Regions from separate parts of the Homo sapiens genome. Here region 1 is linked to region 2. A link is a contact called in ENCODE Hi-C or POLR2A ChIA-PET data. All regions are on one chromosome and are shown on one strand. Each heading gives the region's core, a stretch centred on a gene start or an enhancer-like site at or near the end of the contact. The rest is flanking DNA. Distances are from core to core; before and after follow the strand shown. Region 1 overlaps AXIN1 (axin 1). Region 2 overlaps NPRL3 (NPR3 like, GATOR1 complex subunit).

The links. A loop is a pair of places that touch in the nucleus more often than their neighbours do. ChIA-PET counts read pairs that join two places held with the same protein, here RNA polymerase II (POLR2A). Pooled maps may share reads with other maps.
Region 1: POLR2A ChIA-PET joins it to region 2 with 10 read pairs in activated T-cell. The contact joins two enhancer-like sites. A Hi-C loop is called at or near these places in 2 of 50 pooled maps. POLR2A ChIA-PET finds 5 or more read pairs at or near these places in 4 of 52 experiments (HEK293, activated CD4-positive, alpha-beta T cell and activated T-cell).

What each region holds. Positions count from the first base shown.
Region 1 is chr16:334,490-338,002 of GRCh38, reverse strand. The region is part of intron 2 of AXIN1 (axin 1); the gene reads left to right. Among named protein-coding and RNA genes, the nearest start is that of AXIN1, 16 kb to the left of the region's middle. RefSeq lists an enhancer at 1,480-1,774. Within about 2 kb of position 1,487, at least 2 of the 41 ENCODE cell types and tissues checked have a DNase peak (open chromatin) inside an H3K27ac peak, as active enhancers do.
Region 2 is chr16:103,178-106,450 of GRCh38, reverse strand. The region is part of intron 7 of NPRL3 (NPR3 like, GATOR1 complex subunit); the gene reads left to right. Among named protein-coding and RNA genes, the nearest start is that of MPG, 27 kb to the right of the region's middle. Within about 2 kb of position 1,860, at least 2 of the 41 ENCODE cell types and tissues checked have a DNase peak (open chromatin) inside an H3K27ac peak, as active enhancers do.

The DNA.
Region 1 (3,513 bases), core at 238-2,737, 230 kb before region 2:
ACATCTGTGAGAATAACCACTCAGGGTTCTCTCAGAACCCATTAGCTCCAGAAGGTGTTCGGTCTCTCCACTCCCTGAGAGATGGAGACTGGTCACAGGGCTCTGTGAAAACACACACAGCTCTGCCATACTGCTGTGGCGTCCAGGGGGCCCCCAGAGGCCGCACGCCCGGCTGAGTGCCCATAGGGCCCAGATTCCATGCCCCTTCTCCTCCAGCAAGGACCCTGGGCCCTGTCCGGAGTTGAACGCTGGCTTGTGTGGATTGCAGCCTCGGCCCACGGGCTTCCTTTGTGATCCGTTGAAGCATCTGCTGGCAAATGGGCTCAGCTCTTGGCTCAGCTGGCTAGGTGGCCAGGTGGCCGGGTAGCTGGGCGTCCGGGTGTCCTGGCAGGCGCTGTCCTCACTGTGAGCTGCAGTGGGCTGCTTGGTCCTGTGCCCTGCTCATGGCACTCACCCTCCTGCCTCCTTTGAGGTTGCTCCAGTGCTTTTTTTTTTTTTTTTTTTTGGTTTTGACCCACTCTGGATCTTTACTAGCTCACCTGTAGTCTATGGGATTGGTGTCTGCTCCTAAACAAACATTTAAAATAACCCTAAGGAGTGCTGCTTGTAATATTCCAGCAAATAGGATGACTTGAATGCCCAGTGGCATTCATACAGTTGGATATGTGGGCTTTTAATTTTTTTCTTTGTTTTTCTGTATTTTCCAAATTCCTATAACAGCATGTTTATAATTAGAAAGTATATTATTAAAAGAATAAAAGCTTTAAAATATGCAGCTATTCAAAAGCACATTTTTTCTTTAAAAAGGATACACGTAAATGTGTCTTTTTTTTTTTTTTTTTTTTTTTTTTTTGAGACGGGGTCTTGCTCTGTCACCCAGGCTGGAGTGCAGTGGTGTGATCTCAGCTCACTGCAACCTCTCCCTCCCAGGCTCAAGAGCTCCTCCTCCCTCAGCCTCCCCAGTATCTGGGATTACAGGCGCCTGCCACCATGCCCGGCTAATTTTTTTGTGTTTTTAGTAGAGACGGGGTTTCACCGTGTTAGCCATCATGGTCTCCATCTCCTGACGTTGTGATCCACCAGCCTCGGCCTTCCAAAGTGCTGGGATTACAGGCGTGAGCCACTGTGCCTGGCCCACACCTGGTTAAGTTCTTGTATTTATGTTTTGTTTTTTTTTTTTTTTTTTGAGGCGGAGTCTTGCTCTGTTGCCCAGACTGGAGTGCAGTGGTGCAACCTCAGCTCACTGCAACCTCCGCCTCCTGGGTTCAAATGATTCTCCTGCCTCAGCTTCCTGAGTAGCTGGGATTACAGACATGCGCCACCACACCTGGCTAATTTTTGTATTTTTAGTAGAGATGAGGTTCCACCATATTGGCCAGACTGGTCTTGGACTGACCTCGTGATCTGCCCGCATTGGCCTCCCAAAGTGCTGGGATTACAGGTGTGAGGCACCGCGCCCAGCTGGTGTCTGTTCTTTTAGGGAACCAGCCCTCTTGGGTCAGGGCCCCACGTTTGCGTTCTCATCTAACAATAACACTTCCTTACTTCAAGCACAGCCACGTGATGGTCAGGGCTGACACATATTAATTGGGCGACACGGTTCGGTCCTTAGTGCCTTTTCTGAGTAACGTGCTCACTGCTATCTTGTGTCCACTGGCTCTTTGAGAGCTCTGCTGCTCTCCTGTCTCACCCCTACCCTGAGGTGTTCATGCACCAGGGCATGGTGCTTTCACTTCTGAGCCAAGTGGGTCAATCATTTTCTTTTTTGAGACGGAGTTTTGCTCTTGTATCCCAGGCTGGAGTGCAATGGCACCATCTTGGCTTACTGCAACCTCCGCCTCCTGGGTTCAAGAAATTCTTCTGCCTCGGCCTCCCGAGTAGCTGGGATTACAGGCGTGCATCACCACACCCAGCTAATTTTTGTATTTTTAGCAGAGACCAGGTTTTACCATGTTGGCCAGGCTGGTCTCGAACTCCTGACCTCAAGTGATCCCCCTGCCTTGGCCTCCCAAAGTGCTAGGATTATAGGCGTGAGCCACCACGCCTGGCCATTTTCTTTCCTGTACAATTTTGTGTGTTTGTTTTTGAGTTAATAATGGCCGTTTTTTTCATTTGATTAAATATTTTACTTTCCAACTTAAATCTTCCCATATTCTTCAGCTCAATAGAGTGCTTGTGAATATTCTTCTCCTCACTGTAAAACCTCTTGGATAAAGTATTTTTTCTCTGGAAGACATGTGTCCTGAAGTCTTCCATATTCCCACTCTGGTTGAAACAGTTACTCTTTAGGCATCCTGTGGTACTGGGTGCCTTGGAGCTGGTGTGTGTGGTACTGGCATGCTGTGTAACTGGGCGCAGTGGTACTGGGTGCTGTTATTGGGTGCCATGGTACTGGGTGTTGTGTTATTGGGTGCCATGGTACTGGGTGCTGTGTTATTGGCATGCAGTGGTACTGGGTGCTATGTTATTGGTGTGCCGTGGTACTGGGTGCTGTGTTATTGGCGTGCTGTGGTACTGAGTGCTATGTTATTGGTGTGCTGTGGTACTGGGTGCTGTGTAATTAGTGTGCCGTGGTACTGGGTGCTGTGTAATTAGCGTGCCATGATACTGGGTGCTGCATTATTGGCATGCTGTGGTACTGTGTGCTGTGTTATTAGTGTGTCCTGGTACAGACTAGTGGCCGAGGTGTGCCTGTGTGGAGATCTGAGGGTGACGTAAGTAGAGGCACTGGCGTGAGGGCCCCTCATGCAGTGTCAGGCTTGCACCTTTGCTTGGAAATTCCATTAGCTTTGGAATTTATAGCTTCGTGGTGCAGTGTGGAGTTATGTTGGAGATACCACAAAGATAAAGCATTTCCATGGTGAACAAAAAAGTTTACAAATAAAAGCAGTCCAGGCCGTTTTTATTTTGGCTTTGTTATGTGTCCACTTACTGCTGTGCATTCTATACGCCAATGGGAGTGTTTTGTAGATTCTCATGAGTTGGTTGCGTTTGGTTCATTTGGGTAAAGTGAAACTCCTTTTAAAAGAAGCAGAAAAAAATTAAATATCTCATAAAAATAAAGATTTTCTATTTCTGCCTCAGAGTGTTTCTCTCTAGTGAGTGGTGTGTAATTAGTGTGCCATGGTACTGGGTGCTGTGTAATTAGCGTGTCATGGTACTGGATGGTTTGCTTTTGGCATGCCATGGTGCTGGGTGCTGTGTTATTGGCATGCTGTGGCACTGGGTGCTGTGATATTAGTGTGTTGTGGTACTAGGTGCTGTGTTATTGGCATGCTGTGGTACTGGGTGCTATGTTATTGGTGTGCTGTGGTATTGGGTGCTGTGTAATTAGCATGCCATGGTACTGGGTGCTGCATTATTGGCGTGCTGTGCTACTGGGTGCTGTGTTATCAGTGTGCCATGGTACTGGGTGCTGTGTAATTAGTGTGCCATGGTACTGGGTGCTGTGTTATTGGCATGCTGTGGTACTGGGTGCTGTGTTATTGGTGTGTTGTGGTACTGGGTGCTGTG
Region 2 (3,273 bases), core at 611-3,110:
ATGTTACCCTGGCTGATCTTGAATTCCTGGACTCAAGCAATCTACCCACCTTAGCCTCCCAAAGTGCTGGGATTATAGGCGTGAGCCACCATGCCCTGCCCCCAGTTGCTATTTTATTTATTTATTTATTTATTTGTTTGTTTGAGACGGAGTCTTGCTTCGTCACCCAGGCTGGAGTGCAATGGCACAATCTCAGTTCACTGCAACCTCCGTCTCCCGGGCTTAAGTGATTCTCCTGCCTCAGCCTCCTGAGCAGCTGGGATTACGGCGCCTGCCACCAGGCCTGGCTAATTTTTGTATTTTTAGTAGAGATGGAGTTTCACCATGTTGGCCAGCCTGGTCTTGAACTCCTGACCTCGTGATCTGCCAACCTCGACCTCCCAAAGTGCTAGGACTACAGGCGTGAGCCACCACGTCCGGTCCCCAGTTGCTATTTTAATTAAAGCTAGGGTTATGGTGTGGCTGAATAGCCTGGTGGCCCTGTCCTGCAGGACCTAACATCTGTGAATATAGGCTGGGAATGTGAATCGCTCAGGAGGCCACCCCAACACTTGTGCCATACCTAGCACTTGTGTCTCCCTGTGGATCCCAGTGGCCCTCAGTGACAGCATGTCACTCATTCATATGACCATTGAATTGTGTCTCCCAGGAGGGCAGGGATGTCTCTTCACTTTCTGCAACACAGCCCCTACACTCAGCCTGTGGAGGAGCACAGCTCATCCGCTAGGGGTCGACGGAATGTGTGGGTGGGAATAACAGCAGTGTAGATTCCATGGAGTGTGAAGAAGTGATTTGCTGAATGGTTCTCCGAGTTAACAGGACCTGTGGTGGGGAGTGATGTCCAGGGTCTGGCTGGGTAGGTGGTACTTGGTGCGGAGCCTTGCACTGCAAACTGTCGAGAGCAGGGTTGGTCCCATGGACCCTCTGTGAATATCCTGAGTTGTAGTACCCATTTCCATAAAAATGCACCTATATATAAACTTTCGTTTGAAATTTCAAGGTAGGCTGTTTGGAACCCACATAGATCTTTTGGGTTATGCAGCATCCCACTACTTATGGTAGGAAGCCAGGCCCATCCGTGGGACCAGAGGATGCAGAGGTTTGCAGGATAGCTTCACAGGTCCTGTCTAGTTCTAAGGTTAGGAATGGATGCTTTCTCAGATGCTAAAAGCTGAGGGGACTAGACTAAGCTTGTGCACATTTCTGTCTTGGAGATGAACGGCGAGAGTGTGTTTGAAGCCAGCCATTCCCTTTTGCATAGTCATTGTCAGGATGCAGGGCTTTGGCTGGGGCACCTATCTCCTGTCACAGACTGGGCTGGGCCCTCTTGGCTGGCCCAGAGCTGTGTGAGGGGCTGGATAAGTCTTGAGGAGGACAGTGTTTTCCTCCAGAGTGTTTTCAGACCAAACCATTAAACACCTTGCAAATAGAAGTGCAAGCTCGGCAGGAAACCTTTCAGGGCCCAAACCCTGCTTGTGCTAAGGGCTCTTGTCTTAAAGCTGCAGACTTAAAAACAGTGACAAACCTTTCTCTTTCCCCTTGTTAACAGACCTCAGTGCAGCTCCTGGCTTACCCTCTTACTGTGGGGGATTTACAGGCTGGAGGTTGGGCCGGCACCTTTCCAGAGCAGTCATCCCTCTGACATGTTCAGGGAATTTGCCCAGGTCTGCCATGGCCTTTGGGGCACTCCTGGTGGCAGCACTTGTCACCGCTCTAGGGAGCTGGGTTAGTTCATAAAGAAGCACCAGCCTCAGTGCAGAGTGCTCTGAGGGAGAAAGCAGCAGGTGGGTGAGCTGATGCTTGGGAAAATGGAGTAAAGTCCACGTGGAAGTTAGAGGAACCAACATGGCGTGTCTCTGCCAGAGGAGAGGGCCCCATGCCAGTGTACAAACCAGACCACATGACTGCGGCTCCAAGGACAGCTGACACGGTGAGGGCAGCAGAGATGACCAAGCTGGGAAGTCACTAGAAGAACCTTCATGTGACCCTCCTGCCCTCATTTCTCCATACCCATAGCTGGAACTTGTTCCTGGCTTTCCATGAGGTGTGTTCCAAGCCCCTGTTCCTTTCCCTATAACTCTCTCCAGTTTCTAATGCTCCATACAATTTGATTACAATTAGGTGTCTTTTTTTTTAAACGTTAATTTCAATTTTTTTTGAGACAGGGTCTTGCTCTGTCACCCAGGCTGGAGTGCAATGGCGCGATCTCGGCTCACTGCAACCTCCGCCTCCTGGGTTCAAGTGATTCTCCTGCCTCAGCCTACCAAGTAGCTGGGATTACAGGCACCTGCCACCACACCTGGCTAATTTTTTTTTTTTTTTTTGAGATGGAGTTTCACTTTTGTTGCCCAGGCTGGAGTGCAATGGCACGATCTCAGCTCAGTGCAACCTCCGCCTCCGCCTCTACCTCCCAGGTTCAAGTGATTTTCCTGCCTCAGCCTTCCAAGTAGCTGGGATTACAGGCATGCACCACCACGCCCAGCTAATTTTGTACTTTTAATAGAGACGGGGTTTCTCCCTGTTGGTCAGTCTGGTCTCAAACTTCTGACCTCAGGTGATCTGCCCATCTCAGCCTCCCAAAGTGCTGGGATTACAGGTGTGAGCCACGGCACCCGGCCTAATATTTGTATTTTTAGTAGAGACAGGGTTTCACCATGTTGGCCAGGCTGGTCTCGAACTCCTGACCTCAAGTGATCGGCCTGCCTCGGCCTCCCAGGTTTTGGGATTACAGGCGTGAGCCGCCACGCCCGGCCAATTATGTGTCTGTCTAGATGCCGCTGAGTGAAGCCCCCAGCGTGCAGAGCAGCCAAGTTATTTTCTTCCCTGCTGCACTCCAAGTACCTAAACTGGTGCTGGGAGCCACAGCACATGTCATAAGGCCTCACTGTGCTCCTAGATGGAGCAAAGACAGCTACATTTGAAACAATAGGAGCCTCCGTATTCTGATTCTGTGGTGTCCCAACAGCCACTTTGAGCTGCATCCTAAATAGGACAGAAACAGAAAGGCCTTGGGTGGGTGCGGTGGCTCACGCCTGTAATCCTAGCACTTTGAAAAGCCAAGGTGGGAGGATCGCTTGAGCCCAGGAGTTTGAGACCAGCCTAGGCAACATAGACCCTGTCTCTACAAAAAAAAAAAAAAAAAAAAAAAAAAAAATCACCCCAGGCGTGATGTTGCACGTCTGTAGTCCCAGTTACTTGGGAGGTTGTCTTGAGCCTGGGAGATCAAGGCTGCAGTGAGCGGAGATGGCGCCACTGCACTCCAGCCTGAGCAAC